2 separate regions of the Homo sapiens genome follow, and region 2 is linked to region 1. A link is an interaction called in ENCODE POLR2A ChIA-PET data of the cell type or tissue named here. Cell type or tissue: A673. All regions are shown on one strand.

Region 1 (4,000 bases):
CATGTTCTAATTCTTTCTCAGGCAGATACTGAAAACAAATAACTTTTTAAAATGTTTTAAACATCCTATGTTAGAATCGGAGACTATTTTCTTGCTCCCCCCACAACTCCTCCCCCAAATTCAAACAGGCTGAAATTTGGGGGAGGTAGCACAATGACATGGAAAGACTGTATTAAACATAATTTCTGTGAGCCTTGGTTTTCTCATGGCCTTGCTGTAGGAATCAAAAAGGTAAAGGACTATATTCATATAAAATATTCTTACATAAGAATATTATATATTCCTATATTTATATAAAGTGTTATTTCAAATAGAAGCTGCTTAAAAGGTATTCATAATTTATTTTGTAAAAAGATATTTAGTTCTTTTCTCCAGAAACATTAAAGATTAAATGTCACAAGGTTAAAATAACTTCATGTTAGATGTGTGCACAAGTAAACCAGATTAGGGCCCAAGTATATCAACTAGATAAGTTAATTTAAACTAGTCAAGAAGTTTAGCTTAGATATACAGGAGATATACGGCAATGAAAGTAACATAATATAACCAAACCCTGAAAGCAGCCTCATACATTATCTATTAAACACTGAAAACAGTATCTTCCCACCAAGTGCAGTAAACTGTCGTGTGGGTCATGTGGGTGACACATTTGAAAATGTTTTAAACCATTAGGCATCTTTTAATTCAAAAAATTTCTGTTATTATTAAATTCCCCAAGCCTCAGCATAACACAGTTACCCAAGTAACAAACCTGAATGTGTACACTTTAATCTATAATAAAAGTTGAAATTAAAAAAAAAAAAACAGTGGTACATGGCACATGTGTAAAATGGTTTAAGGGATAAGTGTATTAATATATTCCTGAATGAATGAACAAATGAAGGAACACTTCAAAAAATTTTTGGCAGGAAGAGTTTCAAGAGTTACAAATTAAGAATTTTCCATTTGTTTTTCAACCAATCACCTTTACTCTTTAAGAACACTCTATGCCACATAAAAACAAAGTTGATACTTCAGTAACTGTGTTCCCTCCCCAACAATCGGCTCTATGATCTCAGTGTTTAAAAAAAAATTCTATTTACCACTTCTGAAAAAGACATTTTGATACTGGCTTCAACTTTTATAATACATCTGCTAGTGCAGGCTTTTTCCACCCCAAACAATGTTTATATCCCTGCAGTTAGATTTCTTCCACATACTATAAGCTATAATCCACATAATAAAAGCTAAAATCCCTGACCAAAACTTTACAGATAAGTGGATTTAATAAGAAAGTGTATGTTTTTCCTCAACGAACATGACTAGTGAATATCAGATGTCACCAGTTCATCTGCAGGACATCAAGATACAAAGCAGGGGAAAAAATTACAGTAAAAATGTACTACTTACTGCGAAGACATAAGACTTAAATATTCCTATGATTCAGATTCGATGGGGAATATACTTTTGAAAATAAATCTGAAATGGACATGTACATGTTTTTACATTACATGTATGTTTAACTAAAACACCAAGTACTTTAGCCTCTGTACATACAGAAAAGTAAATATAATAAAACTGGTATGTATTTTTAAAATAAAAACATTCAAATGAAAGTGAAAGTGATAGATGTTAAGAAATGTTTCCTTGAGGGAGTAAGGCTTACCTCATTATTTCTAGATTTAACCACAACTATTAGGTGCAAAATAAAATGATTAATGACAGGTTCATTGAATTGCCTCCCAGAAGGCTTAATAAAGTATCCTAGAAATACAGTACAACTCCTCATAAATTTAGCCGACAAAGGCTTTTAAAAAGTATACAAAACTATATGCTAACAATATTTTTCATTATTTTTAAAAGTTTCATGTTTTTATTTTTAAACAACTTTGAGGTATAATTTATATACAATAAAATGTACAAATTTTAAACACACAGTGCAATGAGTTTTGACAACGAATAGATGCATCCATGAAACCACAACCTCAATGAAGTTACAGAATATTTCCATCACCACCAAAAGTTCTCTTGTAACCCTCTGTAGTTAATCACCCCACTATATCCCATCACAGGCAAACTGTGATCATTTCTATCATCATAGTTTTGCCTGTTCTAGAACTTCCTAAATGGAACTATATAATATATACTCTTTTGTGCCAAGTCTTTTATTCAACAGATATCTATAAGATTCATCCGTGCTGTCTTTTTATTGCTGAGGAGTATGCCACTGAATGACTATATCAAAATTTGTTTGTCCACTTCCCTATTCATGGATACTTAGATTGTTTTCAGTTTGGGGCTATTACGAATAAGATTCACATGGACACTCATAAGTTAGTCTTTTTGTGGGCACATGTTTTCATGTATGTATGGAATTACTGGGTCATAAGGTACATGCATGTTTACTAAGAAACTCCAAAACTTTCCAAGTGGTTTTGCCATTTCACACTTGTTTTTCATTCTCTCTGATACTTGAAATCCTTGGTCTTTTTCATTTTAGCCATTCTGGCAGTTATAAATGGTATCTCATTGTGGGTTTTAAATAATTTCCCTGATGACTAATGATGATGCTCATCTTTCCATGTGCTTATTGGCCATCTGTATATCTTCTTTGTGTGTCTTTTCAAATCTTTGCTCACCTCTTAAAAGTTGTTTGCCATGTAAGAGTTCTTTTAACATTCTAGATACAAGCCCTTTGTCACACATTGTATTACAAATATTTTCTCCTACTTTGTACCTTGCTTTTTCTTTTTACCTTTTTTTTTTTTTCTCTGAGATAGAGTCTCACTCTGTCACCCAGGCTGAAGTGCAATGGTGCGATCTCAGCTCACTGCAACCTCCACCTCCTGGGTTCAAGCAATTCTCCTGCCTCAGCCTCCGGAGTAGCTGGGATTACAGGCGCCCACCAGCACACCCAGCTAATTTTTGTATTTTTAGTACAGACGGGGCTTCAACATCTTGCTCATGCTGGTCTCAAACTCCTGACCTCAGGTGATCTACCTGCTTTGGCCTCCCAAAGTGCTGGGATTACAGGCATGAGCCACCGCGCCCAGCCTCTTTTTTTTTGAGACAGGATTGTGCTCTGTCACCCAGGCTGGAGTGCAGTGGCAGGATCATGGCTCACTGCAGCCTTGACTTCCCAGGCTCAAGAAATCCTCCCATTTCGGCCTACCGGTAGCTGGGACCACAGGCATGCATCACCATGCTCAGCTAATTTTTTTCATTTGTAGAGACGGTGTCTCCCTATGTTGCCCAGGTTGGTCTCGAATTCCTGGATGTAAAGCTATCCTCCCACCTGGACCTCCCAAACTGCTGGGATTACAGGCATGAGCCACTGCACCTTGTAGCCTCGCTTTTTCATTTTTTAAATGGTATCTTTTGAAGAGCAGAAATTTGTAATTACGATAAAGTCCAATTTATCAACACTTTAAAAAATCTTATGAATAGGCTTTTTAAAAAATCTTGAGAAATCTTTGTGCCTTTCCTAAGGTCACAAAGATTCTCTATGTTTTCTTCTAAAAGTTTCATAGCCTTAGGTTTACAGCATTTAGGTCTATAATCTACTTTTAGAAAATTTTTATATTTGCTGTGGGATAGAGATCAAGTTTTCCCTCTCCACCTGCAAGAGATCCAGTTAACCCATCATATGTGGAAAAGACTGATCCTTCTCCATTGAATTACCTTGGCACCTTTGCTGAAAAATCAGCCGGCCATGTATGTGTGAGTCTTTCAGGACTCTTTATTCTGTTCCATTGATCTGTTTATCAATCATGTTATTTTAAAGAGATAAAATGTACATTAATTATTCTGTTTGTTATAAACAGTCAGAACTGGGCAACTACTGATGTATTCCCAGCATTCCCTCACAAAGGAAAAGAAAATCACAGATTGCGAAAAATGATGAGATAAATGGCAGAAGTTTGTATTTCATCATTTTTTTAAAAAATCAGTTATTCTTAAAACAATAAATATAAGCCAAATTAACAGTAAAATGTGTTGAATTTATTTTCTAAGTTGACTG
Region 2 (4,000 bases), 840 kb before region 1:
CGATGACATCTCCCGCTAGCAGGGCCCTGGCTGTTGCTGGCCATGTTTATTACTAACGGCAGCAGATGAGGCCCTGCCTGGAGGTTCCTAAGCTGCCCCGTGAAGGTCCTGACCACGGGCTTGACAGACCGGCCATCCCTATATCCAGGCTGCCTCCATACCCAGCCATGCTTCTGTCCTGGAAGACACTCAACTGGCACAGACCTGAGAGGCTGGGGATGGAAAATGGAGGGGTTTTCTGCCTTGCTTCCTCTCCAGAAAAAGCCCACCTGGGTGCCCCACGAGCCTTATGCTTAGTCAAGCAGGGGCTGCCTACAGGATGGGATTTTAGGGGCCTCCTGTCCCTTCCTCCACAAATCTCCCCTACATCTGGTCTTAATTTCTTTATTCTTATTTTTATTTTTTTTTGAGACAGGTTCTCACTCTGTCACCCAGGCTAGAGTGCAGTGGTGCAATCACAGCTCACTGCAGCCTTGACCTCCCGGGCTCAAGTGATCCTCCCACCTCACCTTGTAGCTGGGATTACAAGCACATACCACCATGCCCAGCTAATTAAAAAACTTTTTTTGTAGAGGTGTCTTGCTATGTTGCCCAGGCTAGTCTCAAACTCCTGGTCTCAAGTGATCCTCCTGACTCAGCCTCCCGAAGTATTGGGATTACAGGCGTGAGCCACCGTGACCAGCCTAGACTTAATTTCTACAAGTGGCTCTCACTCTACATTTAGAGATCAGATGGGCTGCAAATACCCAGGGGGAAGGGAACCCTTGGATTTAAATGCTCTCGTGTGAAAAGGACTGAAAGCAGGCTTACTGGGGAAGATGGGAGAGGTAGGGTTCTGGGAGTCTGGACCCAGCACTGTTGAAAGGAAATCACCCAGGGCAGATGGTCCAGGGTTTCAAGGCCAAACTTGCCCCTGTATCTTTTGGTTAGGTTGGAACTGAGATTTTCCACCTTCCCAAATGGGGACCTCCAGGATCCCTGTGAAAGGCAAGTGTCACTGGAGGCTGGTGGTTGCCTGCTCCCTCAAAGCACTGACCTTACCGCTTGATTCTGTCACCTTCCCACACATCTTTTTGTCTCTGGGCACCAGGAGGCACCTGCCCGATGCCATCCTCCTGGGGTTCCTTGGCTTCTAGGCGCTTGACTGCCCTCTCACTCCCCTTTGGCTGGCTTTGCTCCTCCAGCCCAGCCCCTGAGGATCTCTCTTCCTGCCTCCCTTCCTGCCCAGGGCTGTGTGCTGCCCTTTCTACGTTGTCCAGGACCCCTCCAGCAAACAATCCCAGAGGCGGGGTCCCTGCTGGCCTAGTGGACAGAACCGGGGCACTCTGGGCAGGGGTGCTGGTCACTTGGGTGGTGAAAGGTCCCGAGTAGGCTGGGTGCGGTGGCTCACCCTGTAATCTCAGCACTTTGGGAGACCAAGGTGGGCAGATCACGAGATCAGGAGTTCAAGACCAGCCTGGCCAACATAGTGAAACCCCGTCACTACTAAAGATACAAAAATTAGCTGAGCATGGTGGCATGCGCCTGTAGTCCCAGCTACTAGGGAGGCTGAGGCAGGAGAATCACTTGAATCCAGGAGGTGGGGGTTGTAGTGAGCTGAGATTACGTCACTTCACTCCAGCCTGGGCAACAGATCGAGACTCCGTCTCAAAAAAAAAAAGAAAAGAAACGTCCCAAGTAGGTGGCAGGCTGGCAGGGGCGGGGGTACCTTTGCTGGCTGTCCCCCTCGCTGCTGGGCACAGGCCAAATGGCTCCACGGAGCACCCCACAGCCACGTTGAGCCTTCAGGTGGTTCTCAAACCAGAAAGGAGTATGGTGGAAAGACATCCCAGATAGATCTAAGAGGCTGGACCAGAGGTGGTTGGGGAGGGGCACTAGATTTGTGGTTAGAAGACCACAAATTTTTTTTTTTTTTTTTTTAGATAGAGTCTCACTCTGTTGCCCAGGCTGGAGTGCAATGGCTCCATCTTAGCTCACTGCAACCTCTGCTTCCTGGGTTCAAGCAATTCTCCTGCCTCAGCCTCCTGAGTAGCTGGGATTACAGGCGCCCACCACCATGCCCAGCTAATTTTTGTATTTTTAGTAGAGATGGGGTTTCACCATGTTGGCCAAGCTGGTCTTGAACTCCTGACCTCAGGTGATCCACCCGCCTTGGCCACCCAAAGAGCTGGGATTACATGCATGAGCCACTGCGCCCAGCCAGAGGACCTGGATTTTGGTCCTGATCTGGCCACTTAAGATTGTGTGAGCTTGGATACACTTCTTAATTTCTCTAAGCTGGTGTGTTCTCAGCTGTGAAAGGAGGATCATGATGAGGTGTATCCTCGGCAGGTTGTTAGGATCACGTGAGAGAAGGGAAACCGGGGTTCCATGGATGGGCTTTAGAGACCTGGAACCCCAAATGTTTTGTGCAAATTTGGCACACATGCAAACACATGCTGTTTTCTAGGGAGAGCAGTCTGGTTTCTCTCCCACTCCCACCCCGAATGGTTGGGAAACACTAGAGCCAGACCATGGAGTTCAAATCCTGACTGTGACCTGGGGAAACTACTCCCTCTGTGCCTCAGTTTCCTCATATATAACATAGGTTTAATAATAATAGACTGTCTCATGGCACTGAGAATTAAATGAAAAAAATATGCAAAGCATTGAGAACAGTGTCTCCAAGTGTTTGCTCTTTTCATTTGCTAATTTTATAGGCGTGGAAACTGAAACTCAAGGGAAGTGGAGTTTCGATTGGTACATGGTGTGCCAGACCTTGGCCACATTTGGCAGTCTTGTCCTCGAAAGGGTGCCAGGGTTGCCAAGGGTGCCGGCTGGTGAGGGGCAAGGAGAGAGGGTTGTGGCCGGGGGTCAGTGAGGAGGGAGGGGAGCTGCGGGGGAGAGTGAAGCAGTGCATAAGGTGTCTGTCTCACCGTCTTGAGCCTTCCGAAACTCTTCTTTGGAAGCAAGGGGTGTCCGAATAAGGAAGAAATAAAGGTAAATAGTGAGCACTGGGCGAGGTGTCCTGGTGTGTGCCTGTGGTCCCAGCTACCTGGGAGGCTGAGGTGGGAGGATGGGTTGAGCCCAGGAGGTGGAGTTTGCAGTGAGCTGTGACAGCAACACTGCACTCCAGCATAGGTGACAAGGCAAGACCCAACTCTTTTTAAAAAAAGAAAGTACATTTTTTAAAAGAGGGGGAGCACTGAGAAGGGTGTAGATACAAAAGCATTTGCTGGTGACACGAGGGTGGCCACTACAAAGAAGAGTGGCCACCCAGGCCTGACCGGGTCTCCAGCCGGGACTGTGGAGCCTCCCCTGCACTTCCCTGTAGCGCTGGATCCCGGGGCTGAGAACAGCAGCTCCTGGGAGAGGCTGGCCTTGAGGTCCCTTCCCTGCTTTTCTCCTCACATAACAGAAGGAAAGACGGCCCCTTAACAGCCTCCCTCCTCCTGAGTCTGCAGTTGGGACCGAGTCTGCAGTTGGGACCCAGTCTGCAGTTGGGACCGTTTCTCTCCCTGCACCCCTGGGCTGTCAGTTCTCTCAGGGAACGTTTACCACGTTTGTGCCTATGGCAGATGAGCATTCCTGTATTCATTTGCTCATTTGTTCAAAGACTTTTTAGTGTCATTCTCTCTGGCCCATTCTGGGACACCCACTGGGCTCAGTTAAGCCACTTTTGCCTATGGGTCTCTGGGAAATCCTCTCTGAATTCAAGCTTCCTCCACACCTTCTAATTTGTTTGGGAAAGGAGGTTTGATTTGTGTTTTTGAATCGTTAAGCACAGCAGCCTTCCCCTTCCAAGACTCACGTGACCTGGATAAGGGCTTCACTGCCCCCAGCAGGGCTGCCTTTCTTGGGGACCCACGGAGAGCACACCAGGTAGCCAGCCCTTCCTTCCACTCCAACCCACCCAGACCCTCCTCTGAGGACAAGGCACTCCCAGACAGACCTTATGAATGACTCCTTTAAACTCCAGGGCCTTCTACTGAAAAGATAAATTCATTCAGGGCCATGTCAG

What was found. Peaks named below come from ENCODE experiments on the same cell type or tissue, not always from the same donor. Only the 100,000 strongest peaks of a DNase experiment are listed, where the experiment ranks them.
Region 2: POLR2A ChIA-PET joins it to region 1 with 5 read pairs; 2 of 35 experiments call an interaction of 5 or more read pairs at or near these places.

What each region holds. Positions count from the first base shown.
Region 1 is chr1:222,895,353-222,899,352 of GRCh38, reverse strand. All of the region lies in intron 1 of DISP1 (dispatched RND transporter family member 1), which reads right to left. Among named protein-coding and RNA genes, the nearest start is that of DISP1, 82 kb to the right of the region's middle. In A673, no CTCF peak of the experiment used is centred here; no DNase peak of the experiment used is centred here.
Region 2 is chr1:223,733,447-223,737,446 of GRCh38, reverse strand. The region is part of intron 2 of CAPN2 (calpain 2); the gene reads right to left. Among named protein-coding and RNA genes, the nearest start is that of CAPN2, 23 kb to the right of the region's middle. RefSeq lists an enhancer at 2,688-3,548. In A673, no CTCF peak of the experiment used is centred here; no DNase peak of the experiment used is centred here; H3K27ac peaks cover 712 bases.